Linked DNA regions of Homo sapiens: regions 1, 2, 3, 5, 6 and 7 are each linked to region 4. The links are chromatin contacts, found by Hi-C or POLR2A ChIA-PET in ENCODE. All regions are on one chromosome and are shown on one strand. The core of a region is the stretch at or near the end of the contact, and the rest is flanking DNA. Distances in the headings are between cores, read along the strand shown. Region 1 overlaps SIPA1L3 (signal induced proliferation associated 1 like 3). Region 2 holds the start of CATSPERG (catsper channel auxiliary subunit gamma). Region 3 holds the start of SIPA1L3 (signal induced proliferation associated 1 like 3). Region 4 holds the start of HNRNPL (heterogeneous nuclear ribonucleoprotein L). Region 5 overlaps SIPA1L3 (signal induced proliferation associated 1 like 3). Region 6 holds the start of EID2 (EP300 interacting inhibitor of differentiation 2). Region 7 overlaps SIPA1L3 (signal induced proliferation associated 1 like 3).

Evidence for each region. A loop is a pair of places that touch in the nucleus more often than their neighbours do. ChIA-PET counts read pairs that join two places held with the same protein, here RNA polymerase II (POLR2A). Pooled maps may share reads with other maps.
Region 1: a pooled map shows a loop between it and region 4 (5-fold over the local background). The contact joins the enhancer-like site here to the promoter of HNRNPL in region 4. A Hi-C loop is called at or near these places in 1 of 168 maps with a recorded cell type or tissue (OCI-LY7), 3 of 37 single-sample maps with no recorded cell type and 3 of 50 pooled maps.
Region 2: a map of ascending aorta shows a loop between it and region 4 (8-fold over the local background). The contact joins the promoter of CATSPERG here to the promoter of HNRNPL in region 4. A Hi-C loop is called at or near these places in 4 of 168 maps with a recorded cell type or tissue (CD4-positive, alpha-beta memory T cell, aorta, ascending aorta and 1 more), 7 of 37 single-sample maps with no recorded cell type and 21 of 50 pooled maps. POLR2A ChIA-PET finds 5 or more read pairs at or near these places in 2 of 52 experiments (A673 and BJ).
Region 3: a loop to region 4 is called in a pooled map, with 11 times the contacts of the local background. The contact joins the promoter of SIPA1L3 here to the promoter of HNRNPL in region 4. A Hi-C loop is called at or near these places in 4 of 37 single-sample maps with no recorded cell type and 8 of 50 pooled maps.
Region 5: a loop to region 4 is called in a pooled map, with 5 times the contacts of the local background. The contact joins the enhancer-like site here to the promoter of HNRNPL in region 4. A Hi-C loop is called at or near these places in 3 of 37 single-sample maps with no recorded cell type and 6 of 50 pooled maps. POLR2A ChIA-PET finds 5 or more read pairs at or near these places in 1 of 52 experiments (OCI-LY7).
Region 6: a loop to region 4 is called in a pooled map, with 7 times the contacts of the local background. The contact joins the promoter of EID2 here to the promoter of HNRNPL in region 4. A Hi-C loop is called at or near these places in 5 of 50 pooled maps.
Region 7: a loop to region 4 is called in a pooled map, with 5 times the contacts of the local background. The contact joins the enhancer-like site here to the promoter of HNRNPL in region 4. A Hi-C loop is called at or near these places in 6 of 37 single-sample maps with no recorded cell type and 5 of 50 pooled maps. POLR2A ChIA-PET finds 5 or more read pairs at or near these places in 3 of 52 experiments (B cell, OCI-LY7 and activated CD4-positive, alpha-beta T cell).

Annotation. Positions count from the first base shown.
Region 1 is chr19:37,960,184-37,963,772 of GRCh38, reverse strand. All of the region lies in intron 1 of SIPA1L3 (signal induced proliferation associated 1 like 3), which reads right to left. Among named protein-coding and RNA genes, the nearest start is that of SIPA1L3, 55 kb to the right of the region's middle. RefSeq lists an enhancer at 295-795 and a silencer at 1,269-1,518. Within about 2 kb of position 1,497, at least 5 of the 41 ENCODE cell types and tissues checked have a DNase peak (open chromatin) inside an H3K27ac peak, as active enhancers do; they include OCI-LY7, where a contact is called at or near this core.
Region 2 is chr19:38,334,128-38,337,316 of GRCh38, reverse strand. CATSPERG (catsper channel auxiliary subunit gamma) reads right to left here and starts at 1,487. Exons shown (of 29, transcript NM_021185.5): 1 at 1,442-1,487; 2 at 1-96. The coding sequence starts at 82. RefSeq lists silencers at 700-869, 1,240-1,319 and enhancers at 1,440-1,649, 1,454-1,748.
Region 3 is chr19:37,905,827-37,909,258 of GRCh38, reverse strand. It overlaps SIPA1L3 (signal induced proliferation associated 1 like 3), which reads right to left and starts at 2,051. Exons shown (of 22, transcript NM_015073.3): 1 at 1,901-2,051. It overlaps WDR87 (WD repeat domain 87), which reads left to right and starts at 2,665. Exons shown (of 6, transcript NM_001291088.2): 1 at 2,665-2,760. RefSeq lists an enhancer at 1,340-1,399 and a silencer at 1,700-1,939.
Region 4 is chr19:38,848,291-38,851,772 of GRCh38, reverse strand. It overlaps HNRNPL (heterogeneous nuclear ribonucleoprotein L), which reads left to right and starts at 1,787. Exons shown (of 13, transcript NM_001533.3): 1 at 1,787-2,073. The coding sequence starts at 1,807. RefSeq lists enhancers at 1,010-1,079, 1,410-1,499, 1,650-2,587, 2,660-2,749, 2,588-3,482 and silencers at 1,650-1,909, 1,920-2,459.
Region 5 is chr19:37,926,630-37,929,979 of GRCh38, reverse strand. All of the region lies in intron 1 of SIPA1L3 (signal induced proliferation associated 1 like 3), which reads right to left. Among named protein-coding and RNA genes, the nearest start is that of SIPA1L3, 21 kb to the right of the region's middle. Within about 2 kb of position 1,779, at least 5 of the 41 ENCODE cell types and tissues checked have a DNase peak (open chromatin) inside an H3K27ac peak, as active enhancers do; they include OCI-LY7, where a contact is called at or near this core.
Region 6 is chr19:39,538,469-39,541,702 of GRCh38, reverse strand. EID2 (EP300 interacting inhibitor of differentiation 2) reads left to right here and starts at 1,542. Exons shown (of 1, transcript NM_153232.4): 1 at 1,542-2,996. The coding sequence starts at 1,624. The coding sequence ends at 2,334. RefSeq lists an enhancer at 1,287-1,786 and a silencer at 1,758-1,837.
Region 7 is chr19:38,030,977-38,034,512 of GRCh38, reverse strand. All of the region lies in intron 2 of SIPA1L3 (signal induced proliferation associated 1 like 3), which reads right to left. Among named protein-coding and RNA genes, the nearest start is that of SIPA1L3, 130 kb to the right of the region's middle. Within about 2 kb of position 1,477, at least 6 of the 41 ENCODE cell types and tissues checked have a DNase peak (open chromatin) inside an H3K27ac peak, as active enhancers do; they include B cell and OCI-LY7, where a contact is called at or near this core.

The DNA.
Region 1 (3,589 bases), core at 248-2,747, 890 kb after region 4:
GGAGAGGAGCTCAGAAAAGTATTTCCCACCAAAATCAACAATGAAAGTAGACAGAATTGCCAAACACAACCATTTGAGGATTCTAGAAATCAACCAAAGGCATATAACTACCCAAGAAGCAGTTACTCAAAAACTCAATAAATAAACGCTGAACTTCAAGTAAGAACAGTGGGAACATGTGGCGTTTAATTTGGGGTTCCTCCCATCACACGCACCAGCTCCATCAGTTTGACCAAGGCAGAGCAAGCCATGAAAACTTTGTGGCTGGACTGGGGCCTAGTGCCAAACAAATGGGGAAGACCAACATCACAGCTAGACTGTGGTTACGATCTGGCTGGAGCCAGCAGCAGGCCTGTAGACCAGCCAGAAATTTAGCAGGAAGATCCAGGGAATGAGATAGCCACACAAGGCCTTGGTAAGGTCCCATGCAGCCCTGCTGGTCTGGAACAATGTGCATATATACAAGGTTGCACACAAGCTCCAGAGAGACTAGAGGGGGCCCTTGCTGTCCACACATCCCTGGCCCAACATGAGGCCTTGAGAGTGTGCAAGGGAGACACCAGATGGCCAGGCAGAAAGTAATGGCTGGGGCCGACTCAGGAACTGCTTGGAAAAAAAAAAGGAAGAAACTGAACTTTGAAAATATTCCCCAACCCACAGACACAGATCCATTGGCAAAGGATGGAAGCTTTATTGGCTCAAGGTGTTTCAGCACAACCTTTAATCTGACCACTAAACCATGCTGAACCAAAGGCAACCCCTAGTAAGTTATGCTTAAAATTAAAACAATTTTTTTAAAAGAGAAAAGAGTCTATACCACAAGGGGACAAACTCCAAAGAATTAGCCCAGGATACTCAGTAAACAAAACAAAAGGAGAAAAATGGCAACGGCAACCATGGCCTGGAAGGTAGAAATCAGAATCCACAGCTGCTACAGTGTATGATCTAAAATGTTCAGTGTTCAACAACAAAACAAACTGAGGCTGGGTGAGGTGGCTCACGCTTGTAATCCCAACACTCTGGAAAGCCAAGGCAGGAGGATCGCTTGAGCCCAGGAGTCTGAGACCAGCCTGGACAAGATAGGAAGACCCCATCCCTACACGTATGCATGTGTGTGCACACCCTCGCCAAACACACAAAGCTGGGCATGGTGTTGCATGCCTATAGTCCCAGCAACTCAGGAGGCTGAGGCAAGAGAATCATTTGAGCCCAGGAAGTCAAGGCTGAGAAGAGCCATGATCCTGCCACTGCACTCTGGCCTGGGCAACAGAGTGGAACCCTATCTCAAAAAAAAAAAAAAAAAAAAAAAGGCCGGCTGCAGTGGCTCATGGCCAAGCACGGTGGCTCACACCTGTAACCCCAGCACTTTCAGAGGCCGAGGCGGGCAGATCACCTGAGGTCAGGAGTTTGAGACCAGCCTGGCCAACATGGGGAAACCCCATCTCTAGTAAAAATACAAAAATCAGCCAGGCGTGGTGGCGCAGGCCTGCAATCCCAGCTACTCGGGAGGCTGAGGCAGGAGAATTGCTTGAACTCCGGAGGCGGAGGTTGCAGTGAGCCAAAATCGTGCCACTGCACTCCAGCCTGGGCAACAGAGTTAGACTCTGTCTCAAAAAAAAAAAAAAAGAATGAAAGAAAAATTGTGAGACACACAAACAGTAAAATGTGACCCATACTCAGGAAATGAATCAGTTAATAGAAATTGCCTTCTAGACGGCTTACAAGTTACATTTCAAACAGCTATTATAAGTATGTTCAAAGATAAATAAAATAACATTTAAAGAATTAAAGGAAAGTAGAAATAATAAATAGAAATTAGAAAAAAAGCAATGGAAATTCTGATAACTGAAATAAAAAATTCACTAGAGGGGCTCAACGGCAGATTTGAAAAGAACCAGTGGGCTTAAAGATAGATCAAAAAAAGTATATAATCTGTACAGAATTTAAATAATCTGTAAGAAAGATTGAATACGAATAAACAGGCCTTCAGAGACATGAGGGACATCATCAAAGGCATCAAGACAGACATAATGGGAGTCCTATGAGAGGAGAGAGAAAGTGCCAGAAAAAAAAATCTGAACAAGTAATAGCCCAAAACATCCCAAATCTGATGGAACACATTAGTTTACACATCCAAGAAGGCCAAGAAACTCCATATACAATAAATAGAAAGAGAGCCACACTGGACACAACGTAGTCAAATTGGTTTTCGTGTTGTTTTGTTTTTAAACATAGTCAAATTGTTGAAAGACAAAGACAAGGAGAAAAGCTTCAAAGTAGGAAAAGAAAAAGTCTACACACAGGGAGCATCAGTACAAATGACAGCTCATTTCCCACCACAAACAATGGAGGCCAGAAGACATCAGGATAGCATTTTCAAAATGCTGAAGAAAAAAAAACTGTCAAATAAGAATTCTATAGCCAGCAAAACTATCCTTCAAAAATCAAGGTGGAGAAGGGCACAGTAACTCATGCCTGTAATCCCAGCACTTTGAGAAGCCCAGGTACGAAGATAACTTGAGGCCAGGAGTTTGAGACCAGCCTGGGCAACACAGCGAGATCCCCATCACTAAAGAAAAATTTTAAATTAAAAAAAAAAAAAAGGGTTGGGCACGGTGGCTCACACCTGTAATTCCAGCACTCTGGAAAGCCAAGGCGGGTGGATCACTTGAGGCCAGGAGTTCAAGATCACCCTGGCCAAGATGGTGAAACCCCATCTCTACTAAAAATACAAAAATTAGCCAAGTGTGGTGGCGGGTGCCTGTAAGCCCAGCTACTCAGGAGGATGAGGCGGGAGGATCCCTTCAACCCAGGAGGTGGAGGCTGCAGTGAGCCAAGGTCACACCACTGCACTCCAGCCTGGGTGACAGAGCAAGACTCTGTCTCAAAACAAAAAAAAATATATTTTTTTTTAAAATTGGCTGGGTGCAGTTGCTCATGCCTGTAATCCCAGTACTTTGGGAGGTCAAGGTGGGAGGATTGCTAGGGTCCAGGAGTTCAAGACCGGCCTGAGCAACATGGCAAAACCTCATCTCTACAAAAAATTTAAAAATTAGCTGAGTGTGAGGCTGGGCGCAGTGGCTCACGCCTGTAATCCCAGCACTTTGGGAGGCCAAGGCAGGCGGATTGCAAGGTCAGGAGATCGAGACCATCCTGGCTAACAAGGTGAAACCCCGTCTCTACTAAAAATAAAAAAAAAAAATTAGCCAGGCGTGGTGGTGGGCACCTGTAGTCCCAGCTACTCGGGAGGCTGAGGCAGGAGAATGGCGTGAACCCAGCAGGCGGAGCTTGCAGTGAGCCAAGATCATGCCACTGCACTCCAGCCTGGGCAACAGAGCCAGACTCTGTCTCAAAAAAAAAAAAAAAAAATTAGCTGAGTGTGGTGGCGCGCACCTATAGTCCCAGCTACTCAGAAGGCTGAGGTGGAGGATCGCTTGAACACAGTAGGTTGAGGCTGCAGTTCAGTGCACTCCAGCCTGTGCTACAGAGCAAGACCCTGCACCAAAATCAATCAATCAAGGCAAAATAAAGGCATTCCCAGACAAAGACTGAGAGAATTCACTGCTAGAAGATTTGATCTGTAAGAAAT
Region 2 (3,189 bases), core at 238-2,737, 510 kb after region 4:
CTGCCAGCAGGGCCCACAGCACCTGCACGACTCGGACTCTGGGCCACGGAGGACCGGCAGGGAACATGGCTGGGCCGCACATAACGTGGCTAGAACCTGGAGAACGCAGGAGTCAACACCCACGCGCCGGACAGCTCTCTGGAGCCCACTTTTAAGATTCCACCTCGCTTCTGCGCCTCTCACAGCACTTGCTCCTGGCCACGCCCCGGCTCTTGCTCCTGGCCCCGCCCCTGCACTTGCTCTTGGTCCCGCCCCTGCTCTTGCTCCTGGCCCTGCCCCCGCACGGACTTTTAGCCCCGCCTCTGCTCTTGTTCCTGGCTCCGCCTCTGCACTTGCTCCTGGTCCCGCCCCTGCTCTTGCTCCTGGCCCTGCCCCCGACCCTCGTGGGTATCGCACCTCTGCTATTGCTCCGGGCCCCAGCCCTACTAATGTTTCTGGCCACACCCCTGCTCCTCCGCCTCGTTCCGCCCCGCCGCCTCCACGTCTCTTCCTTTAACTTTATCCTCACCTTGCTCCTTATTCCGCCCCCTCCCTGTATTCCACTCTTGCTCTTCACCTGGTCTTGGTTTCTATTTCTCGCTTTGACAGTCCCCCTCTTAAGTTCCCCCGTACTGCTTCTGCCTGCGATCGCACCCGTGTACTTCCACCCGGCTGTGCCCCAACCTCTTGCCCCACCCTCGCACTTCTCTTGGTATCGCCGCTTTCTCCTCGCTCGGGGTCTGCCCAGGGGCTGGGTACTGTACCTGGTCTCGCCCGTCTCCGGGCCCCGCCCCTGCTCTTGCTCCCGGCCCCGCCCCTGCTCTTGCTCCCGGCCGGGCCCCCGTTTCTCGCCCGGGGCTTGCTCCTCACTCTGCTTCCGCTCCTGACCGCGCCCCTACTCCTCCACTTGGTCTTTATGGACCCGTTCCTTCCCCGGGTTCTCGGCGATTGGTTCTTCCCGCGCGGGCCCGTCGCCCCGTCCCGCCCTCTGGTAACGCCCCTCCTCCTCGCCCTGCCCCTTCTCGATGAAAACTGTCTCTTCGCCTCGGGATCTTTCCTCGCCCTTCGTTGTTTCCTCGCCCCACACCTTCTCCTTCCACGCCGGCACCAGCTTCTTAGCCGGCACCTTCTTGAGTCTCACCTTCCCCTCGTACCGCGACACCTTCTTGCCCCACTTCTTACTCTTCCTTCCCATGCCATTAACACCTGCCTGCTCTATACCCCGACTCTCCTGCCCCGCCCCGCCCTTCGCCCTTCACGTTCGGCTCCCCCTTTCCCTCCTCTGCCAGCTCCCACGACTCTTCCCCTCTTTCCCTCCTCTCCCAGCTCCCACGACTCTTCCCCTCTTTCCCCTGCCTCTCCCCTTCTCGCCTTCCCCTTCCCCTCCCCTTCCTAGTTCCTCCCCGTCCCCGGCATCCCCCCGCCCCTGGATGGCACAGCTTTTTCCCCGGCCCCGTGGTACCAGTCACTTGGTTAAAACCGGTCAACTGTCACTCGGCCGCACCAGTCCCGCCCCTCTTGCCCGGTCTCAAAATGGCCGCCCACACTTCCACAGCCGACTTCCGCCTTTGCAGAGGCACGCCCTCCTCTCACGCGGTCTCCAAGGTGACGCGCAACCCCTAAGGCACCGAGGGCTGGAGGCTGTCTCAGCACTGAGGGCGCGGGGCCTGGTCGGCAGAGGGTGCTGGAGACTACGTTTGTGCCAGGAAGGCCTTCAAGGAGTTTCTATTGGTTGTTCTGGCAGCAAGCACGGTCCCTACTTGTGCTTCCTACCCAAATATATATATATATATATTTTTTTGAGACGGAGTTTCGCTCTTTCTCCCAGGCTGGAGTGTGAAGTGGCGCGATTTCGGCTCACTGAAACCTCCGCGCCCCTGCCCCGGATTCAAGCGATTCTCCTGCCTCAGCCTCCCGAGTAGCTGGGATTATAGGCTCCCGCCACCACGCCTGGCTAATTTATTTTTTGTATTTTTAGTAGAAACGGGGTTTCATCATGTTGGCCAGGCTGGTCTCGACTCCTGACCTCAGGCGAACCACCCGCCTCGGCCTCCCAAAGTGCTGGGATTACAGGCGTGAGCCACTGCGCCCGGCCCTACCCCAAAATTCTACTCCTTAAAAAAGTGTGGTTTCCTGGAGACCTTGTGAGAATGAATAGGCTGCTTAGCACCGTCCTCTACAAAACAGGACAAGGACAGCCATCCTATACTGTTGTGGGAAGTGTGCCCGGCTCAAGTAAAATATTCATTAAGTTAATTTTCATTTGCATTCTGATGCCTTACAGGTAAGGATTCAGGCCATGACTTTTTGATGAACTCCAGACCAGACGTTTAACCCAGTGGTTTTCAAATTTGAGCATGCATTAGACTCACCTAAAAGGCTGGGTAAGCCAGGTTGGTGGGTACCACACCCTGAGTTTTTGTTTTTGTTTTAAAGATGGAGTCTCTGGCTGGGCATAGTGGCTCATGCCTATAATCCCAGCACTTTGGAAAGCTGAGGCAGGCGGATCACTTGAGGTCTGAAGTTGGATACCAGCCTGGCCAACATGATAAAACCTTGTCTCTACCAAAAAATACAACAATTAGCCGGGCATGGCGGCGGGCACCTGTAATCCCAGCTACTCGGGAGGCTGAGGCAGGAGTTGCTTGAACCCAGGAGGCGGAGGTTGCAGTGAGCCGAGATCCCTCCACTGCACTCCAGCCTGGGCGACAGAATGAGACCCTGTCTCAAAAAAAAAAAAAAAAATTAAGCCAGATGTGGTGCTGCACACCTGTAATCCCAGTACTTTGGGAGGCTGAGGTAGGAGGATCGCTTGAGGCCAGCCTGGGCAATATGGTAAGACCCTGTTGCTAACAATTTTTTTAAATTAGCCCAGTGTGGTGGTCCATCCCTGTGACCCCAGCTACCTGGGAGGTTGAGGCAGGAAGACCACTTGAGCCCAGGAGTTTGAGGCTGCAGTGAGCTCTGAAATACACGGAAATGCAGTGAGCTGTGATCACACCACTGCATTTCAGCCTGGGCAAAAGAGCAACACCCTATCTCAGGTTAGCCTTGAATTTCAGGCCTCATGTGAGCCTCCCATCTCAGCCTCCTGAGTAACTACCTGGCTACTTCCAGAATTTTTCATTCAGTAGATCTGGAGTGGGGCCTGATAATTTGTATTTCTGGCAAGTTCCTAGGTGATGCTGATACTAGTGGTCTGGAGACCAC
Region 3 (3,432 bases), core at 802-3,301, 940 kb after region 4:
TCCAGCCTGGGCTATGGAGCAAGACTCCGTCTCAAGCTGAGGGGAACTTTCAGTGCCCATCAGATGGGAGACCAATATGGGCCAATGAAATGGTGTTTCTATGAAATGGCAGCTTCGTCCTTCTTGCTAGTTGACTGGATATGGGAAGGCTGGGGAAGAAGAGCAACTCCCAGGTTTCTGGCTTAGGCAACCAGGTCAATGCTGGCACATTTGCCAAGATGGTGACTACTGGTTCCAGGAGGAGAAGGAGTTCAGGTTGGACATGCTGAGTTTATGGTGCCCAAGAAACAGCCACTTCTTTGAGCCACAGCATCAAAGAAGCACAGGCTCCACATCTGGAGCTGGAGTGCAGGGGACTCAGTGGCTTTGGGACACAAAGGCAAAAGCTGGCAGCACCAGGACAATAATTAAAGCACTGGAGTGAACATACTGGCTCTGTGGGGAGGGGTGTGTGAGCAGGGGACTGCTGATGGCAGGTCAGACCCATTTCTTCTTAGGCCTTTCTACTATAGTGTGTTCCATAATTTAATCTTTGGTAAGTAAAATTTGGGAGGGAGGGGGAAGATAAAAAAACACTAACTTTGTGCTCACTCTGCCATGTAGGTACAAACAGAAGCAAAAAGGGCCTATTAAAAAAAAAAACAGCAAGATACATTTAATCATTTAATAAGCACTTACTGTGTGCCGGGCCTTGTGCAAAGCACTAAACATGAATTATCTCCTGGAACCATCCAAACAATCCTGGCACAAAAGTCCTATGACTACCATTCCACAGATGGGACACTGAGGATGGGAGCAAATGTGTGGGGGAGCTCAGGGCTGTCATGTCACAGCCCACAGTCAGGCAGTCTCTGGGCCAGATGGAGAATATTGAAGAACAATTATAATACATAAGAGCTGCTACTTAGTGAGAGATGGCGCTGGACTAGAAATACAATCTCAGCAAATCCTTACAACCCTTTGAGAGTGATCTTGTTATTATCCCATTTTGTAAATGAGGAACCTGAGGTAGTAGGAAGGGAAGTCAACTGGACCAGTTCTGAATCTGGCCCTCGGGGGTGACCAATACTACGGCCAGAGCCCCACCCTCAGAGGGTCTCTGGGCCACTAGGAAAACGCTGAATAAATGGTACCATTTACTGAGCGTTATATGCCAGCTGCTGTGCTAAGCACTTTACACATGGTATTCTCACTGCATCCTGAAAACAACTCGACGAAGTGGTTGCTATTTAAATCCCCATTTTATAGATAGGGAAACCAAGGCACAGAGAGGTGAAGCCAGTTGCCCAAAGTCACACAGCTGGTAAATGTTCAAATTTGAACCTGGGGTCTCTCTGCCTTCCAAACCAACGCTCTTAACAAAATAATCTCGGTTAACAGCAGCTAGCCTGCATTGGGTGCTAACTAAGGACTCACCTCTTTACATGCACACGCTCAACTAATCCTCACCCTATGCAATCGATAACATCTTCACCTCATTTTTCGGAGAGCTAACAATAACCCAAATACGTAGTAAGTGCCTCCTATGTGCCAAATGTTTTATTATATTATCTCAACAGAGTCTCCGCCAAGATGCTCTCCTACTCCGTTTTACTGCAGGGGAAATTGAGGTTCGGCGCGGTTTTCCCAGATCGCGGCTCCCGAGTGGCACAGCCGGGACGCGAATCCACCGCTCCCCGCCTCCAAGCTCTTCACCACAGCGCCGGGGTGCACGCCTGGAAAGTTGAGCCATGCGGGCACGAGTCCGGCTGGGTCCGGAGGGCGCGAGTCCCGGCGCCGCCGCCCCCCACGGCCAGTACCCACACCCGGCCGTCCGCCCGCGCTGACCCTCGGGGTCCGGGCAGCCACCGATTCCCCGCCACCCTTGCGCGAGGCCGATCCTGCACCCGGAGCCACGTACCTGGACGCCCCGGCTGCCCGCCTCGCGGGCCCCACGATCGCGGCGTCCAGCTCCGCGCCGCTCGCTGGAGACGCCGCCAGCTCCGGTGGCCCGAGTGACTTCCAGGCTGCCCACTTCCAAGCCGCTTCGCGCGAGTCCTCCTGGGAACTGTAGTTTCGCCCTAGCCGGCCGCGAACTCAAAAAGAGAATGGCGCGCGGGGGCTGCCGGGAGCCGTAGGCGCACCGCCGCGCTGCCTCCTAGGAACGGTAGTCCGCTGGTCGCCTTCGTGCAGCTCCAGTCTGTAGAGCACTTCCGCAGCCCCGAGGGGCGTGAGGGAGGGAGGTGTGTCTCCTGCAGACTACAGCTCGAGAGCCGCGCTCTTCGCCCCGCCGGGGCGGTTTCTCCTTTCTCCTGGCCCCGTCTACCTCCTCCCTTCATTCGGCGGAACCTCTCCCTCACTCTCTGCCAGGCTCGAGTCACTTACCCCTAGGACGCTAGCCCGGGGGAAACGGGGGAAGCGGAGCAGTGCGCTAGACCCCCAGCGGAGGGGGCGGTGGAGGAGGGCGTAGATGCACGCCCGCGCACGCGCGGTCGTCGGCAGACCCCGGCCTAAATTGCCGCGGGACCCCGCGGAGAGGATTTTTTTTTTTTTTCTTTCGAGAGCGCGCGCGCGTTCTCGCGCCGGGCGCGCGCCCATGCGCACGCGCGTTCAGACCCCTGGCCTCGGGAAGTCCGCCGGCTGCGGGGTTGGGGGCCAACCGTTCTGTGGGCGGAGTCCTCTCGCAACATCCGCCAGGTAGCTTCTTAGTTGCTGCCCCTAGCTCTAGGAGCTCCTGAGTGCACACGCCGTACCCGTCCCTTGTCGGGAATCCTGTCGCAGGTAACAGGCGCAGCCAATGCTTTGAGATAGAGACGCCCTGCCTTCCCTGCCACGTGCAGGAGGCCCGAGGGTGAGGGGCCCCAGGTGTAGTCGCCTGTCCCCGGCGTAGGCGGCTCCAGAGCTCTGCCTTCGACGGGAGCCACAAGACCCAGGGGCTGCCTAGGGGCCTTGTTATCTTGCATTCTTTTGTTGATCGCACATTCCTGAGGGTAACTAGTGTTTGTAGAGTACCTACACCTTGGGAAATTTTGTCCAAATTTAATCCACCTGGTGACATAACCAAGCAGCGGAATACCCCGCAACACACACTCCTTTTTTAAGGTATATTGCCACTCCTCCATAAGAGTTACCGAGGGAATTGACTGGAATTGCAAGGTCCTCTGGTGGAGAAGCCGGAGTCAATACCCTTTCCGCCTCAGCCTGCCTTCTAGGAAGATGTTCACTAACACTTGAAGCTGGGAAGCATATGTTTCTTCCTGGGAGAGCACATTTTTCCACTCATTCAACAAAAATGGATTAACCACCTATTCCATGTCAGGTTGGGTGATTATGGAGACACAAGAGAAATCCAGACAGACTGGACTCCTACCTTCAGGGAGTTTTCAGTCCAGTAGGGATATCAGGCCACCACCAGACTACAACAATGTAGAGCAATACTAGCTAAGAGAAATA
Region 4 (3,482 bases), core at 538-3,037:
CCATTTTTTCTGATAGGGTCTCGCTCCGTCGCCCACGCTGGAGTGCAGGGGCGCGATCACGGCTCACTGCAACCTCGAAATCCGGGGCTCAAGCGAGCCTTCCGCCTTGGCCTCCCCAAGTGCTGGGATTACAGGTGTGAGCCACCACACACGGCCTCCATTTCAAACTTAGTTTCCACCCGGACCTCAACTCGAAATCCCCCATCAGCCGGGCAGAAAGGTCCTGGAGCACTTTTGGGGCGTCCGCCGCGTTTCTCACGACGCTAGCTTCGCTTTTATTTCTTTTCCCCCCTTTGGCGATATCGTCACTTGCCAATAGCTTCGCTAAGGTGTTCCCCCCCACACCCTGCGCGGGCAGCCCCATAATGTTAAATGCCGTAGGACGGGATCCCGGGTTAATCCCCGTTTGACCCCGCTGCCTGCGCGTGATAACTGGGGCGCGCTCCTCTCCACCCCCCAGGCTCCGCCAGTTGGGCTTCGCCGGAGTCTGGAGATACCCTCCGACATTCTCTTGGTGCAGTGCGGGTGGTCTTACCCCGCCCTTGAGGAAGAAAGGCCCGACGCAGGCACAGATCACAAGAACGCCTCCCCTGTGCAGGGGGCTTGCACTGTGCCAGGTGCTGTACTGGGCGCTTGGTAGGTGGCCACCCTCTCCAGGGTCGGGGCCAGGACCTCCTGTGGTGCTCAGAGGGGTCGAGCTGTCAGGTGAAAACCACTGGCCCGAGTTATGGCTTTGAAGGGAATCCTGGGGGTCTGGGATGGCAGGGACCTGTTAATTTAGATCGCACGGACAAGATGACTTGGCCCTTAGCTCCTGCAGGAGGGGTAGTGGACTATTGCAGGTGGAAGGGACTGCATGGGCACACATGGAGAGTGCGCGGAAGAGCCTTCTCCCAAGGGAAACTGAAAGGGGTTGCGGCTGAATTTAGAACTGGACAGGGTCCGAAGACAGTCGGCAGCAGCGAGTGGTTTTCTACTGAGGAAAAGGCTCAGATTTGGGATTTTAACAATTCCTCCTAGAGGTAGAAATGAACACGGTATAGTGATGGCGACAGAGATACCCTGGGAGTTCCTGTCAATCTTGGTCTAGCCTTCCGGCGCACACACAGCGGTCGCTCCATAAGGGGGCCCCGCCTCTGGGCGGTGCCTGAAAGCGTATTTGCGCATGCGTTCTCGCCTTCGCTCGTTTCGTATACTGCACCAAAGAGCGCCTACCCTGGGGCGGGGCTCCCCATTTCATCCAATCAGAGCGTATCAACAGTCCTACCATCTGGTGAGAGGGTGCGCTCCACTCTCCATTGACCAATCAGTGGAGACGCAGAAGAATGGGCATCTGTAACCACCACTGGAGAGAGACCAAAAAAGGGCGGGGCTTCCTTGTCTCCTTGCGAAGTGGCGCGGGAAGGTCGTCATTGTGACTGGTGCTGACGGATTAGCGAGGAGACCAATGAAAGTGGGAGGGAGGCGGAGATTCTTGGGAGGTTTAGAGCGCCGTTCCTATCAGGTGCTTTTAGGGAGGCCAGCAGCGCCAGAAATCCGACCTATCAAATTGGATTTTATTTTAAGGCGGCGGGGTCGACGGAAAGACTGGCAGAAAGCGACCACCTATAAGGAGTGTCTCAGACAAACAAGGGCGGGCCCTCCTGCAGAACGGCGTGGGCAATGTCCAATAAGCGCGCAAGGCGTGTGGCGGCCTACCCTCCCCCCGCGGCGGGACCAGTGGCTCCCCCTATCGGGTGGGGGCGGCGGGTGACGGGCGTGTCCCTCCCCCAATGAGAGGCGGGGGGAGGCGGGTTCTGCGCCGCCATGTCGCGGAGGCTGCTGCCCCGGGCGGAGAAGCGGCGTCGGCGGCTGGAGCAGAGGCAGCAGCCGGACGAGCAGCGGAGGCGGTCGGGAGCGATGGTGAAGATGGCGGCGGCGGGCGGCGGAGGCGGCGGTGGCCGCTACTACGGCGGCGGCAGTGAGGGCGGCCGGGCCCCTAAGCGGCTCAAGACTGACAACGCCGGCGACCAGCACGGAGGCGGCGGCGGTGGCGGTGGAGGAGCCGGGGCGGCGGGCGGCGGCGGCGGTGGGGTGAGGCCAGGGCCCTAGGCGCTGGGAAGGCCGGGAACTGGGGGACAATTTCCCAGCTTGAGGGCATTTTATTTTTTGAGGGGGGCCTCTGCGCACGCGCCCAGGCCATCGCGTCGTTGACGGTGTGGGGGAGGGGCGGCCGTTGGGCAAACGGCGGGGTTTGCGCGAGGACAGGCGCCTGCGCGTGCGCGGGGTCCGGAGCGGGGTGTGGGGGAGCGCAGAGGAAGTAGCTCGTGAGGCGAATGGCCCAGTGCGCAGGCGCCGCGGGCTGGCGTGTGGGGGCCGGGCACGCGGCCCGGCCGGTTTTTTTCCCCTTTATCATTTTCTTCGCTGGCTCCATGCGCAGGCGCAGTGTTCCCGCCCGGCCTCGTGGGCGGTTAGGGGAGCGCCTGGTGAGCGGGAACGGGTGGGCGGCGGCCTTGTTCTCTAGAGTGGGGAATTCCGTCTGATGGCAGCTTAATCTCTAAGGCCCAGCCTTGTGTCTATACAGAAATGGATGTGTTTGAGCCTAGATGCTCTCATTTTTGTAGGCATTGAAAATGGGAAGAGGACTTGTGAAATGCACTTTTAGCCTTTTAGGAGTTGAGCGAAGCCTTGAAACCATCACAAGTTTGCTTACAGTTTCCGGGGATTCACTGGGTACCGAGGATTTGATAAACCAAACTATTTCCTGGCCATGTTGGAAGCATTTCGACCCCCTGTAATCAGTCCCTCCGAAAACACCAGTCGTTGCTTTTGGAGTGGGGCCCAGTCCCCACTCTTTCCAAAATCTTGAAGTCTTACAGGGCCGCCTATTTGCAGGGTTTTCCAGGGTTTAGGGGTTACGAGTTGCTAGCGTTTTAATCTTGGCCTTGTCCCACACATTTTAAAGACATCTTAATTGAAAATCCTTAACGCTTCCTGAGGTTGGGGGAGATACTGGGATTCCCGATTTACAAAGGAGGAAATGGGCCAGGAGAGAGATGAGATGAGGTGAATTACTGTAGGTGGCACAGCTAGTGAGGGGCAGGGCTGGAGTTAGAACTCCCATTTGTGGGAGCTGCTAACCTGGCGGGAGTGCCTCACCCTGTGGTTCGCGTGGATCGCTCCTGAAATAGAATCCAATTCTACCCACCTTCCACGCACTTCTGCCCAGTGATTCTCAGACAGGGGGCCGGCCCCAGAGCCCAGGAGAGGCGGAAGAGAGTTAATCTTTCTCCTGATGACCAGAGGCTTTTGTCGGTGGGTGTAAGATACTTCTCTTAGGAAGGAGCAGTCGGTTCTTAATGGTATGGGTTGGAGTCTCTGGTCTTTCTAAAAGACTTTCCATCCGGGAGTGGGGGCTCATGCCTATAATCCCAGCACTTTGGGAGGCTGAGGCAGGCAGATTACCTGAGGTCAGGAGTTCGAGAACAGCCTGGTCAACATGG
Region 5 (3,350 bases), core at 530-3,029, 920 kb after region 4:
GGTTGAGGCGGGAGGATTGCTTGAGCCCAGGAGATCAAGGCTGCAGTGAGCCATGATTACACCACTGCACTCTAGCCTGGGTGACAGAACAAGACTGTCTCTAAAAACAACAAACACATACATACATACATAGATACAGACATACATACATAAAAAGTCACATTTAATATGTTAATAGCAGAGGCCACGTTCTTAAGTACTTACCATGCGCTGGCCCCTGGGGGTAAGCACTTGACTGGCATCCTCTCCTTTCATCCAAGAACAGCCCTCAGAGGGGGAAACAGCCTTTGCAAGGAAGGGTAGGAGGAGGGGGGAGGGAGTCAGGAGCAGAGAGATGGGTGAGACCCAGGTGTTTCTGGGCAGAGTGAGTGAGTGCTCTCAAAGACCTCGCACTCTAACCTTCAGACTGCTGCCTCATCACCCAACTCAAGTTTCCCTGAATTGCCAGACAGAATACTTGGTATTCCAACAAGATTCAGAGTTCTTGTGGTACTGGGACTTTGTGCACAGTTTCAAAGGTGGGCATGATTAGAGAACAAAAAGCTAAGTCCTGATTCAGGTAATTACAAAACAAAGCTGGTAAGCACGATGACAAAAATGCATGGGCATTATGCTTTCCCTGTGTTCCACTTATTTCTGCAGCAAAACCAATTGTCTGCCTACCCAATATCCCTCCCCCTTTCCCAGTCCTTTCCTAAATGGTACTCTGATTTCATTCCTGTAGCCACTCTCCTCCCTGTGCTACCTACTTCAGGTAAGGCTGGCCCCGGCTCCAGCCCCAGCCCCAGCCCCAGCCCCAGAGGGTCAATCCTAATTGGCCCTTGGCTGGTTTCTCTGGGCAGGGTCACATATCACCATGCTGGCCAATGAGATATGAGGGAAATCTGGGAGGCAGGGAATCAATGAAAGGTTTCCTCACTCTTAAAGAGATACACAGCAAGTGAGAGATGCCCTCTTTCTGCTGCTGGATGTGGCACTGTCAGTGTGTGCCAACTGGAGCCTTGGCAGTCATCTTGTGGCCATGCAGGGAGCCTAGGGACACAGGAGACACACCATGGATGGCAGAGTGGCTTGAAGGAGAGGGATGGGGTCCCTGCAGGCATTGTGGAACTGCTTAGTCAACTCCTGTGCTGCTGTGCTGCCTACCTACAGGCTTCTTTGTTATATGAGATCATAAATCTCGTTATTTCAGGCCAATTTCATTTGGGCTTCCTATTACAGTAGCTCATGGTTCTCAAAACGTGCTTCCTGGACCAGGGGCACCAGTGTCACCACAAAATGCAAATTCTCAAGCTAGACTTACAGAATCAGGAACTTACAGAATCAGATGGGGCCCAGCAATCTGTGTTTTACCTAGCCCTCTGGGGATTCTGATCCTTGCTAGGGTTTTTTGTTTTTTTTGAGACGGAGTCTCACTCATTCTGTTGCGCAGGCTGGAGTGCAGTGGCATGATCTTGGCTCACTGCAACCTCTCAGAGCCTCCCAGGTTCAAGCAATTCTCCTGCCTCAGCCTCTCGAATAGCTGGGACCACAGGTATGTGCCACCACACCCGGCTAATTTTTGCATTTTTAGTAGAGATGGGGTTTTACCATGTTGCCCAGGCTGGCCTCGAACTCCTGGCCTCAAATGATCCACCTGCCTCGGCCTCCCAGAGTGCTGGGATTACAGATGTGAGCCACCACACCTGGTCTTGCTCGGGTTTGAAAACCACTGCAGTAGCACACAGAGCTTTAGAGTTAAGATACAGCTCTGGAGTCAGACTGCCTGAATCCAAATCACGTCACCATGCTGATACACTGTTGGTGGGAATGTAAATTAGCTCAGCCACTGGGGAAAGCAGTTTGAAGATTCCTCAAAGAACTAAAAATAGAATTACCGTTCGACCCAGCAATCCCATTTCTGGGTATCTACCCAAAGGAAAAGGAACCATTCTACCAAACGACACCTGCACTCCTACGTTCATCGCAGCACTCTTCACGATAGCATGTGAATCAACCCACAAAGCCAGGGAATCAACCCGGATGCCCATCAACAGCGGACTGGACAAAGATAATGTGGTACATATATACCATGGAATACTACACAGCCATTAAACAAGAATGAAATCATGTCTATTGCAGCAACATGGATGTAGCTGGAGGCCATTATCCTAAGTGAATGAATGCACAAACAGAAAACCAAATATCCAATGTTCTTACTTCTAAGTGGGATGCTAAACATTGCGTACACGTACACACACACACACACACACCCCATGTTCTTACAAGTGAGAGCTAAACATTGCATACACACACACACACACACACACACACACACACACACACCCCATGTTCTTATTCTAAGTGGGAGCTAAACATTGCATATACACACACACCCCATGTTCTTACTTCTAAGTGGGAGCTAAACATTGGGTACGTACACACACACACACACACACACACACACACACACACACACGAACAACAGACACTGAGAATTCCAAAAACCAAGAAGGAATGGGGCAAGGGTTGAAAATCTACCTACTGGGGGCTAGGCGCAGTGGCTCACGCCTGTAATCCCAGCACTTTGGGAGACCAAGGTGGGTGGATCACCTGAGGTCAGGAGTTCAAGACCAGCCTGTCCAACAAGGCAAAATCCAATCTCTACTAAAAAATACAAAAAAGTTTAGCCGGGCATGGTTGGTGGAGGCACCTGTAATCCCAGCTACTCGGGAGGCTGAGGTAGGGAGAATTGCTTAAACCCGGGAGGCGGAGGTTGCACTGAGCTGAAATTGCGCCACTACACTCCACCCTGGGTGACAGAGCGAGACTCCATCTCAAAAAAAAAAAAAAAAGGAAAAGAAAATCTACCTATTGGGTACTCTGTTCACTATTTGAGTGACAGGATCTGTACCCCAAACCTCAGCATCACACAATATACTCATGTAACAAACCTTCACATGTACCCTCTGAATCTAAAAAAAAAAAAATCATGCCACCACCTTTTTTTAGCTGCCTGACCTTGAACAAGTTATTCAAATTTAGTTACCTCATCTGCAAAGGGAGAATAATATCTTCCAGGGTTGTCGGGAGGCTTAAAGGAGTGGCTTCATGTGAAGGGCCCGGCACAGTGTCTTGCATGCAGCAGACGCTACATACATTGCCTACTTGCTGCTGCAGTTGTTGCTGCTGATGCTGTTACTACTGTTTGCAGCCAAAGGCTTACCAACTGACACAACTTCCCGACTGAGCTCTTCCAAAGTTGGCGCCATATCTCCTTTAAGGTTATTTCACCCCCACCCGCTCCCACAGGACCGAGGCCAGTGCCCTGGTTCCACAACGACTTGCAAGTCTCCCATCGCTACAGGGAG
Region 6 (3,234 bases), core at 293-2,792, 690 kb before region 4:
TATCAAGAAAATAAAGTATTTATAAACCATAATGAAAATGTAGGCTGGAGGCCGAGTGCTCTGGCTCACCCTATAATCCCAGCACTTTGGGAGGCTGAGACAGGCGGGTCGTTTGAGCCCAGGACTTTGAGACCAGCCTGGGCAACATAAGGAGACCCTGTCTCTACAAAAAAATTAAAAATTAACTGGGTGTGGTGGTGTACACCTGTAGTCCCAGGTACTCAGGAGACTGAAGTGGGAGGATTATTTGAGCTCGGAAGGTTGAGGCCACGTTGAGCTGTGATTGTGCCACTGCACTCCAGTCTGGGTAACAGAATGAGATGAAAGAAAGAAGGAATGAAGGAAGGAAGGAAGGAAGGGAGTGAGGGAGGGAGGGAGGAAGAGAAAATGTGAATGGATGAATCTCATAAAAATAATGCACAAAAAAACAGATACAAGTGTGTATGTGAGAAAACATTTTAAATGGTCCATTTCTGAGGCATGATAAATCTAAGTACTGGCAGCCAGCCTGCAAATATAACAAACTGCAGGGCTCATCCACCTAGAAGGTCACAATAAGGGAACAGAATGTAGAGGCGGGGTCAGCCCATAAAAGGGAAGAAAGTGGCCGGCGCAGTGGCTCACGCCTGTAATCCCAGCACTTTGGGAGGCCGAGGCAGGCGGATCACGAGGTCAAGAGATCGAGACCATCCTGGCCAACATGGTGAAACCTCGTCTCTACTAAAAATACAAAAATTACGCAGGTGAGTGTGTTTCTCACATAGATAAAGTTCAGAATACAAACCAAACTAAACTACAGCATTAGGAATGCACCCTTAGGTGGTAAAATGAAAAGAAAAACAAGAAAGTGATTACCATAAGTATCAGCATAGTTGTTACTTCTGCGTAGAAAGGAAAGGATAGTGATAAGAAGAAGAGGAAGGGTTCTGGGATGCTGGAAATATTCCACTTCTTGGACTGTGTGGTAGTTAAACGGATGTTCACTTTGTGATAAATCATTCAGCTGTATATTTATGTTTTGTTTACTTTTCTGCATGTTATATTGCACAAATAAGATTCGAAAAACAAATGTCCAAGGTAGTCAATGCAATGTTAAAGATAACACGAAAAGACTGTAATTACAAAGCTTTGGTAGCTAGGACGATCCGTATGGATGAAGACAGGCAAAGGAATGAATGAAAAACAATTTAAAAATCCAGAAAAGACCATGAATCTAAAATATCTTGATATATAATAGAGGTGGCACATAATCACTGGAGAACAAAGAGAAACACCCTAGGACAGAACCTTGAGAACGCCTACAAGAAGCGATCTTGTAAGCGTTCCTCATAAACATCAAACTGGTTGAAATGTCCCCCGCCCTTCGTCGTTGGGATGTTTCAGATGCGTTGGCGCTTCCCGGCCTCGAGGGGGCATCTGGAGAACGGCGGGCGCCGGGAAAGTACGCATGCGCACTGCTCCCAGGGTTTGCGGTAAGAATCTATGCTCTCGCGCCCGGTTACGCACACTGCATTTACAGCGCGCATAGCGCCCACGCACGCGCACTGGGGTGTCCGCCGGGCATCGCTCTGTCCAGTTATTCCAGTTTCTCTGGGAGCAGCCGAGTTGACCCCACGGTCTGAGATGTCCAAGCTGCCCGCAGACAGCAGTGTCCCGCAGACAGGCGCGGCGAATGGTGACAGAGACGTCCCGCAGGCGGAGGTAGGCCGCGGGAGGCGGGAGCCGGCCCCGGCACAGCCTGAGGAGGCCGGGGAAGGCGCGATGGCGGCGGCCAGGGGAGGCCCGGTGCCGGCGGCCAGGGAAGGTCGGATGGCGGCGGCCAGGGCAGCCCCGGCGGCGGCAGCCAGGGGAGCCCCGGTGGCAGCGGCGGCGTTGGCCAGGGCAGCCGCGGCGGGCAGGGAAAGCCCGGCGGCGGCGGCGGCCAGGGAAGCCCGGATGGCGGAGGTCGCCCGCTTGCTGGGGGAGCCAGTGGACGAAGAGGGTCCCGAGGGCAGGCCCAGGTCCAGACACGGGAACGGAGGCCTGGCTGCGTTGCCCTATCTCCGTCTCCGCCACCCACTTAGCGTTTTAGGCATCAATTACCAGCAGTTTCTCCGCCACTATCTGGAAAATTACCCGATTGCTCCCGGCAGAATACAAGAGCTTGAAGAACGCCGCAGGCGATTCGTGGAAGCCTGCAGAGCAAGGGAAGCAGCGTTTGATGCCGAATATCAGCGAAATCCTCACAGGGTGGACCTCGATATTTTAACCTTTACGATAGCTCTGACTGCCTCTGAAGTTATCAACCCTCTGATAGAAGAACTTGGTTGCGATAAGTTTATCAATAGAGAATAGTTATGTGGTGACACTACTTCAAGAGAACCTCTGCATTCCAGTCATACCAATCCTGCAACTTGATTTTCAGAAGTCAAGAGTATATCGCGATAAGACAGTGCACAGGTGGAGGGGAAAAAAAGGGGGAGGGGGAAGCTTATCTTGAAAAAGCATCACAGAAGTAGAAAAAAATGTCGAAAGCATTATAACTGTAACGTTCTTTGAGTTTGTGATTGATCCACATTTTTCCCCCTGCATTATGGAAAATGTCTCTCAGCATTGCTTTATTACAAAGTAAAGGATGGTTTTATAAAATTGAGACTGATGAAACATCAATACTAGAGCCCATGAGGATGAAAGAAATTATCAAATAGTGCTGAACAGAATAAGATGTTAACGCTGAGTTATTAGGACTGGAAGGCTATGAAAAGAACTTGAAATTGTCGGAATATGTGCTCTCTTCATGTCATATTCAATAGAAGTTTCTAGTTTAAGATTGATTTTGTGTTTTCTTAGGCATTTCAAGTGACAAGCAAAGTAAATGTATATATTATGTGATAAATCATGTTTTCAAGAACGTCAAATTTCTGGACTTTTTTCTTTCAATTTTTAATTTTTAAAGTTTTTTTGGTATTAAAAAATCTATTCACAAGCCAAAAAATATATAAAATATACAGCGAAAAGCCTTCCATTCTTGTTTTCCTCCATCCAGTACCAACGATGACCTCTAATAGCCACAGTTTCCTTTCCGTCCTTCTAGTTTCCTTACGTGTACACAGGCACATATAAATCTGGGTTTACTTGTTTTATTTCTTCACAGAAGTCGGCATATTATATTTACTGGTTTATACATTGCTTTCTCATTAAGAACATATGTTGACCCTTCCAAACCACTGTATTTCCTCATTATTTTTTAAAGTG
Region 7 (3,536 bases), core at 228-2,727, 820 kb after region 4:
CTTATGAGGCAACAAAGTGTAGTGGCTAAGAACAGGGGCCCTGGACCCAGGCTGCATGCCTCCCTGTCCCAGCTCCTCTACCTGGCAGGCAGCTTCACCACTCGTGCCTCAGTTTCCTCATCATTACCATGGGGATATCACAGCAGTGACGTCTTAGGGTAGTTACAAGAACTGAATGAGATCATGCACGTGAGGCGCTTACGGCAGGGCTTGGCACAGAGTCAGCACCCATTAATGTTCATTATTACTGCTTTTCCTTCCCCATGAAACCAGGCAGTGCTGGCTGGCCACCCCAACAGATACTCTCAATTCATTTTTTCTCTGGCTTCCTCCTCAGGAAAGGCTGAAAAGTTAAATAACATTTGCCACCTTCCTTGGAGCTAGGGGAGGCTATGCGACATGGCAGCAGGAGCGATGTGTCCATGAGGGGAAAGATCAAGAGAATCAAAGCGGCTCTGCCCTGACACTGCCCAGCCACCAAACTAACACTGGCAGCCAAGCACCTCCAGGTGTGCTGTTGTGAGCGAGAAATAAGCCCTCATTCAATCAAGCTGCAGTGAGCGGGGGTTTCTGTTCCTGAAACTTGAAGACATTCCTGGCCGAATGCACATACCATGATGCAAATGGCTCAAGGCGCACACCCATGGTAATTGTTTGCCAATTTCAGCTCAGGCCCGCTGCTGAGAACCCCTGACCCAGAGGAAAAACAGTGGGTGGCTGAGCCATACAGTGCTTACCAAGCCCAGTCGCTGTGTTCCACCCTTCCTTTTCAGCTGTATCTACTCCCCATCTGTACAATTATTTACATACACGCACACACACACACACACACACACACATACGTATCTCTCTCGCTCTATTGCCCGGGGCTGGAGTACAGTAGCATGGCCTCGACCTCCTGGGCGCAAGTGATCCTCCTGCCATAGCCGTCCGAGTTCCTGGGACTACAGGTGCATGCCACCAAGCCTGGCTATTTAAAACATTTTTTGTAGAGATGGAGTCTCACTCTGCTGCCCAGGCTGGTCTTAAACTCTTGGCCTCAAGTGATTCTCCTGCCTTGACCTCCCAAAGAGCTGGGATTATAGAGTGAGCCACTGCACCCAGCCCTCAAGTGATGTTCAAGCTTTATATATTTAAAAAGAATCCATATCACCACTAAAAATGAAAAATTGCTATCTTTTGCTACAAAGAAAAGCAAACTTAAAAAATAAACACAATGAAAACAAAACATAGTCACAGTCATTCATTATCTGACGTTGCATAATTTGGGTTCAATGGACTGGCAAAAAATTTTTCACTTTCCTTTTCTATTGCGGGGAACATCAGATCTGGCAATACTCAGGGATAAGACTGGCTCCAGCTGAGCAGGGCTGCCCCTTGGAGAGGGAACACATTTCCTTTTCACAGAAACTGTGTTCAGAAGGGAGATGATTTGACTGTGATCTCCCGGATGGCTGTGGATGAATTAGGCTGGGGACCGCCTCACTCCCTCCTCTATTCAGGGCCTCCTCAGAGAGGCCTTCCTTGGCCACCTTGTCCGAAAATTGCCCTGTGAGGCCAGTCCCCTTCCCTGCTTTATTCATCACTATATACTCCTATATACATCCTATGTACACTATATACATCCAACTTATCCTATATTCACTTCTTTTTTTTTTTTGAGACCGAGTCTCGCTCTGTTGCCCAGGCTGGAGTGCAGTGGCGCAACCTCAGCTCACTGCCACCTCTGCCTCTGGGTTCAAGCGATCCTCCCACCTCAGCCTCTCAAGTAGCTAGGATTACAGGTGTGTGCCACCACGGTTGGCTAATTTTTTTGTATTTTTAGTAGAGACGGGGTTTAGTAGAGACGGCCACCATGTTGGCCAGGCTGGTCTTGAACTCCTGACCGCAAGTGACCCGCCCACCTTGGCCTCCCAAAGGTGTTGGGATTACAGGTGTGAGCCACCATGCCCAGCCCTATATTCACTTTTTATCTGTTTACTGTTTTATTCTCCAGTAGGATGTCCGTTCCCTTAAGGTAAGGAGTTTGTTTTTTCATTCCTGAATCCCTAGTGCCTAGAAGCAGATAGTAGGTGCTCAAATGCATATTTGCTGAGTGAAGGAAAATAAATGAATGAACAAACGAAACCTGTTCATGTTCTTTCCAAGTTCCCTAAGGCCCTGGTTACCACGTAGGAAAAGTGCCGTTCTTCCTGCTGTGTGAGAGGCAATGCTAGGAATTTACTTGGAACTTGGGAGCTTTTATCACATGAAAAAGGAATGTGCTAGATTAAAACAAGTATCTATGAGCCCATAGGATATAAATTAGTAACTAAATAAAGAAATAAGGGGGAAGGGACAGGTCTTCCTTACAGAAGAGTTCCAATTAATAAATGTAGATGGAATGAGAGGCACACAAAAACTGCCATCAGGGAAACAGCACAGCAGTAACTGCTGTAGACAAGACCCGGCCACCAATGGATGGTAAAATTAGTGGGTGGAAGTTTGAGGAAAAGCGGGATGTGGGATATTAGCATAGCCTCAAAGTTTCTCCCCAAAGGTAGCATTTTTGTTTTGTTTTAAAGAGACAGGCTCTTGCTCTGTCACCCACACTGGAGTGCAGTGGCACGATCTCAGCTCACTGCAATCTCCGCATCCTGGGCTCAAGCGATCCTCCTGCCTCAACCTCCTGAGTAGCTGGGACTACAGGTGTGCACCACCACACCTGGCTAATTTGTTTCTATTTTATTTTTTTAGAGCTAGGGTCTCACTTCATTGCACAAGCTGGTTTCAAACTCCTGGCCTGGAGTGCCCCAAGATAGCCATTAATTACAAAGGGAAAAGTGTAACTTTACTGTGGAGAAATCTGGCACACAGCAACTTAACCAAGTGATCTAGGTGAACATTACCGGAAATATGATGCATTGATGTCACAGACCCCCACAATGACGCACTGAGAAGGGCATGCTGCCTGTGTGGCACTGTTCCAAATAATGAATAACCTCAATCAGGTCATGAGAAAACATCAGAAAAACCCAAGTTGAAACACCCAACAAAATAGCAGAGCAGTCCTCTTCCAAAGTGTCTGGGTCATGAAAGGCTAGGAAAGACGGAGGAATTGTTCCAGATCGGAGGAGGTTAAGGAGACAAGAAAACCAAATGCAATGTGGGATCAAGAATAGACTCTTGGAAGAAAAAAGGACATCCGCAGAAAAACTGGTGAAATGTGATTAATGTCTGTCATTGAGTTAATCGTACTGGGTTGTGTGAATTTCCTGTTTTGATCACTGTGTTAAGGTTGTATAAGATGGTAACATGGGGGAAGCTGGATGTAGGGTAGACATGTGAACTTTGTAACCATTTTCACAACTTTTTTATAACTCTAAAATCACTTCAAAATAAAAGTAATCAAGAATTGTGCCAGGAAGCATCCTTTGACAGAAATCTGGCCCCTAGCAACTGTCCCACACACAAGCTTCAGGTACCCAGGCAAGACTGCCAGGATGAGGGAATGTGATGAGACCCACTAAACATCCAGGAGAGAGAAACTCCATCCA